Linked DNA regions of Mus musculus: region 1 is linked to region 2. Evidence: chromatin contacts called from ENCODE Hi-C data. All regions are on one chromosome and are shown on one strand. Each heading gives the region's core, a stretch centred on a gene start or an enhancer-like site at or near the end of the contact. The rest is flanking DNA. Distances are from core to core; before and after follow the strand shown.

The links. A loop is a pair of places that touch in the nucleus more often than their neighbours do.
Region 1: a loop to region 2 is called in a map of gastrocnemius, with 3 times the contacts of the local background. The contact joins two enhancer-like sites. A Hi-C loop is called at or near these places in 4 of 37 maps with a recorded cell type or tissue (gastrocnemius and heart).

What each region holds. Positions count from the first base shown.
Region 1 is chr1:184,733,672-184,736,424 of GRCm38, reverse strand. No RefSeq gene overlaps it. Among named protein-coding and RNA genes, the nearest start is that of Hlx, 2.6 kb to the right of the region's middle. Within about 2 kb of position 1,384, at least 1 of the 3 ENCODE cell types and tissues checked has a DNase peak (open chromatin) inside an H3K27ac peak, as active enhancers do; it is gastrocnemius, where a contact is called at or near this core.
Region 2 is chr1:184,394,115-184,396,869 of GRCm38, reverse strand. No RefSeq gene overlaps it. Among named protein-coding and RNA genes, the nearest start is that of Gm34229, 37 kb to the left of the region's middle. Within about 2 kb of position 1,444, at least 1 of the 3 ENCODE cell types and tissues checked has a DNase peak (open chromatin) inside an H3K27ac peak, as active enhancers do; it is gastrocnemius, where a contact is called at or near this core.

The DNA of each region.
Region 1 (2,753 bases), core at 135-2,634, 340 kb before region 2:
GCTCAGAAAACAGGTGAGTCTGTTTAGAATAGTTCTCTCCCTCACAGCCTCTCTCTCTTTCCTTGTAAATGTTCTCTAGAGCCTAAACTGTAATATTTAGAAGCCCCACCCACCCACCCAACGTCCTGCATCCACCGACAATTGTGAACTGGACCAGCGGGCCATAAATCTAACTCTAGCTGGTGGAGGAGCAGGCAAGTCTCTCAAAGTCTTCAATACCAGGACATGCTGCATTTCTACTTCTGTTTTCTTTACAAATATTTGTTTCTCTCTCCTTCCAAACAAAACAAAACAAAACAAAACAAAACAACTCCCACCCTGGTAGCATGTTTGACAGAAAGTGAACCAGAGATGGAGTCCCCATGTGGAGATAGGAGTAACTTCACATATTATATTCCCCAGAATCTCAAGACAGAAACAGAAGTCCAGCACAGCTCTGGCTAGTTTAAGTTCACCTTGAGTGTTCTTCCTGCCATAAGGAATGCCTAGCATGCTCTGTGGCTGACTTTGTGTGTCCCTGGGTCTAAAGCAAGAATTTGCTCATCTGAGCAAAAGAGAGAACCAAAGAGAGACCAGTTGGGCCTCCTGCCTGAGTGTTGTATTTGCATCGAATCCTTTCCTTTAGCTTAAATCCCCGTAAACCACATTGTCAAATTCTAAAGGGGACCTGCCTTGACCTTGACTATTCTTGGTATTGCGAAATAATCTTTGGCTGTGTGCCTTCTCTGGAAAAGAAAAGGGGGAGGTCTGGTTGTATAGATAGTAATCACAAATGAGCAGATGCCCTAGGCACAGCAGCAACTTGCAAAGTTTTTAGCCACTTTTAAGGATGCCAGTGTGTGAACGAAGTTCAAGTAATTTGATTTAATCGGGCCCTTTTCTTTCCCTGGTGGTTACAAGGTCCCTTGGGAGTCCACGCCTCTGCCCCCAGGGCCTCCCTGACTAGGTGCACAACGCAACAACAACTCTGGGCTAGTTCATTTCACCACAGCCCGGGGACGCTCGGAAAGCAAAGATTAAAGGCGAAAGTCGCAGCTGTGTATTTATATTTTCATTGCTAGAAGGGAATTGATTTCCGTGCATTTATTTTGGAAGTTGTAATACAGAAGAGCGGATTTGCGTCACCACAGCAACTTGCCGGTGGAGATAAAGTTGCACAAATATTGAAAGGGGAAGTGCTAGGAGTCATTATAGAGTTTTTCTCCGGAAGAAATAAGGATTTCTGCAGTATCCTAAAATACTAGGACCGCTTCTATTTTGAGACCAATCTCGCAGGCATATCCGCTCATTTAGCCCAAGTTTGAGCCCATCAAAAAAACAGGAGATGACCTGAACTCCGGGCGAGCCCCGGGTTTCCTGCTGCTTTCTTGGTTCTGAAGGGTAGGGGTAAGGAGGAGGGCAGTGTTCCAAGCTCCCGCCAAAGCGACTGGTCTACAGGGCTTGGGCCTGGAGCAAGAGAGAGTGACCCAAAGTCCTTCCCCTCTTTTCTTTTCTTTTCTTTTCTTTTCTTTTCTTTTCTTTTCTTTTCTTTTCCTCTCCTCTCCTCTCCTCTCCTCTCCTCTCCTCTCCTCTCCTCTCCTCTCCTCTCCTCTCCTCTCCTCTCCTCTCCTCTCCTCTCCTCTCCTCTCCTCTCCTCTCCTTCCCTTTCTTTTGCACCGGGAGCTCCGATTAGGCCTCGGGTGACAAGGCTGCGCTGGGCTGCGACGGCTGCAAAGGTGCCTCAGGCTTGGGAAAACGGAGGATCGCTCAGATATGATGCAGTTACAGCTGAGCTGCGGAGGAGGCAGTCCTTGCAGCCTAGCCTTTGATCTGCGGGGCACTCCTGGTTTCTAATGCCGCAGATGCGTTTGGGCTGTGGGCGCAGCCAGACACCCAAGAGCACTCCTGTTCTACACACACAACTCCGGTTCAGCCGACTCAAACAGAGCAAAGAGGGGAAAGGGGCGGGGAGCCTTATTTCTAGGGGAGGAGGAGAAGATGCAGGCCTCTGGGCGAAGCGTCATTTTGAGCTGGGACTTGGCTATAGACCGCTTCGCTGTCTGGACGTCTTGAGGTTAAACTGGAATCGCAACTGAATTACAAGGCTGTTAGAAAAGACCGGCAACAGAGACAGGCAGCCTAGATACTCTCTCCCTAGGCTAGTAGTGACTTGCTTTCTCTAATACCCAGTGAAGTTAATGAACAGGTCTCTCACCGCATCACCAGAACTTTAGCCCAAAACTCACCTCCGGTGGCCTCTGTACTTGTCACAAGTCCACCCTCTGCTCCCTGCTAGACAGGATTTCCGGCCCCTCTCGTCCCAGGCACCATTGCCCTCAACTGTCTATACCCCTCCATTCCTTGATATAGTTAGTACCCCTGTCCCTGATACTGGGACATCATAGCCTGTGATTGATTAGCCATCGATTGCTTTCGAGGAAAAAGGCGTCCGCTAATGATGACAATACCGGCGACCAAGGACACGAAGCTGTTAGACATTAATCCAAGAGCTCACGCCAATCCTGAGCTGATAGTAGCCTGGCAGTTCCCTCACGGCTTCCAGTTTTTGGTATCTTATTGCTGAGGGGAAATAAGCCTGCCTTGGAATATCATTCCGGAGACACTTACTTGGACAATCGAAAACAAAAGATTTGGTGGTTTCGTTATTGTCATTATTTTATTTTCTTCCTGAAATGTGCAACAACCGTTCATCTAGGTGGCCTGTGGTCTGTTTGGGAGAGGGGCGGGGAAATCCACTCTGACTATAATTTAAA
Region 2 (2,755 bases), core at 195-2,694:
AATAAATCTTTAAAAATTAGAGAGTGAGGAGGGGGAGGGGGAGAGGGAGAGGAAGCATATAAATGAATTCAGGAGGGGAAAGTGACTGGAGGGAGGTGAAGAGGTAGGGGAGAGAATGGGAGTGGATTTGATCAACTGTGAGTGTTTGTAGCCTGGCCCCCACTTTAAGTCTGCTTTCTGTTCCTGATTATGTATATAATATGACAGTTGTCTCATACATCTGCCACTATGCTGTCCCTGCTGTTATGGATTCTAATTCACTGAATTGTAAGCCAGAAACACACCCTTCCTCTCTTAAGTTGCCTCCTGTCAAGTGTTTGGACAGGGCAATGAGAGGGTAGCCTCACTGGGGACCAGCAAGAAGACCAGTGAGTGGAAAACGGGAGAGCAGACCTGGCCTTGAAACACACTGTAGAAGTCTAGGGTTTTCTTTGATGAGCTTTGAGCAATGAAGGCGAGTGTTTACCATGTTCTCTTGCCCTCTTCTGGTGCCTAAAGGGAAGCTGACCAGAGCCTGGAAAGCTGGAAATCCGCAGTTCAATCAGGAGGCTGTGGCAATCATTCAGGAGCCGAACCAGTCGGTCAAAATGTGGGTAATGGCGGTGTCTATGAAATGGTCCTGGGATGCTGTGACCACAAACAAGAGGGGTTGCTTGCTGATACAGTGGATAGATTGAAAGAGAGGAATACAGGATGAGTTCAACGTTTTGCAAGAGTTGGAATTGATTATAAAACAAACATATTTAAGAGAGCAACACACTAGCCTAAGACTGAAGATATGACGCTATGAAAACTAACTGAAGGTCCCAATAGAATAGAACAGCAGAATGGGAGAACTTAAAAACAAAGAACGAAACCAACAAAACACATTGTCCTGTTTTGTCTGAATGTGCAATGTTCCCCACAGGGCTCACGTATTCAGGCTCGGTCCCCAGACGCTAGAACTGTTTGGGACGGTCTGGAAACCATAGGAGGTAGAGCATCCAGGGACTTAGTAGGCCAGGGAGGGACCTTTGAAGGTTATGTCAGGTCCTCAGTCCCCTTGCCAGCAGCTTTGCCTCCTGATGGTCTAGAGGAGAACATCATCTTCCTCAGCATGCTCCCTCTACCATGTCATCAGCGGCTCAGAATCAGCTGAGCCAAGATGGTGGGACTCAGATGTCTGAAACCATGAGCCAAAATAAGTGATTTTCCCTTTTAAGCTATCTCAGGCTCTCTGATCACAGATGTACAAAAATAAATAGCACACGTATTTAGGTTTGATTCAGCACAATCGGTGCCCGTGCCCGTGTTTGTCTTTGCTCTAAACACACTGTAGTAACCAAGGAAACGATGAGTGCACTGCACCGGGTTTTTAATGGCAGCCTGAACCAGGCATTCAAATCTTTTGACTCTGAGGATGGAGGCGCCATGTTTCCCAGGTCCTCGCATGGCGCTTCGTCTCCACCAGGTGGCAGCACTGAAGTTCAGAGGCTTTCTGCGCAGTCTCCAGGCTTAATGAGTATAAATGAGTAAAGACTCGGACCCGTCAGACTTCTAGTCTCCCTTTATCCCCACTTCCCTGGTGTCGGCACCCCCACCTTTCCCAGCAGCCTAACGAAGCTTTTGACGATATAATCTCTGGCTACATTATTCACTGGACATATCCAAGCCCAAGAAGCCATTTCCTGGAGACCACTTTTTAAAACTCTGTGTTCATTAGATCCACTAATACATTCTCGTGGAAACCACACTTTAATAAATTTCATAGTGCATGACCAGCGGACTTCATGAATATTAGTCACTCCAAGCACGTTTTGTTTATTCAGCTTCTCGCTCCTCTCCTCCCTTGCCTGACTCCAGACTTCTCCATCTGTGGAATGATAATAACAAAGCGAGAGAGCTGGCTGGCCACAGAAGACCGAGAAAGCAAGGAGTAAAAGGAGCTTTCTGAGCTCACACCTGTTTTAAGATTTGTTATCCTTAAAACGAAAAGCTGTGGGGATTCACTGGGCTCTTTCCTTGTGGCTCCCAGTGGGCTTTGCTGTAAACCACAGGGAGGAGTGGGGGCCTTCAGAACACTTAAAAGTACTTATGTCAAATCCATCCCATTCTTCCGGCCTCCGTTCCTCGGGCCAGCCACCATTCCCAGGGGCTGGAGCACATTACAAGGCCCCCACTTTGTATGAATGGGCACAAACAGACTTTTTCACCATTTCTCTGCGTCTACATTTGCAGACACATCCTGTAGGCTGCCTGAAACAGCCTTAATTTCAATTTACTGTCTCCCCGAGGACCTTGCCATTCTGTGGAAAGTGGAAACTCAGTGGTCCGTTCTTTTCCCCCACCTCTCCCCCCAGCCTCATTCTGTCCTCCTCTTTCAAAGAAAATGTGGAAGGGAGAACGTTTCCCCGAGATGAACAGAATGATGTTCTGATGCGTCTAACAGGGCCTATGATCTTTTATGTTGAAAAAAAAAAATAACAAGCAAGTTAGGCCACATTACCACATTTGGAAAGCGTTCAAAGTCAGTGTGCAAAACCGTGTAGGTGAAGCAGGGGTCTCCTGGAGTGCATGTGTGTACACGAGAGAGCATAAAATTATAGACTCAAGTTCTACATTGGTTTTTTGTTTGTTTTTATTCTTCTGGGGGCTATCTCTATCTAACTCCTTGTTATGGAAGTTTCAAATGTAGACACAAGCAGAACCAACTGTAGGCAAAGTTCCTAGGTCCTGCCTTCAGCTCTCATTCGACGCACCATGTTTTGTCTTGTTG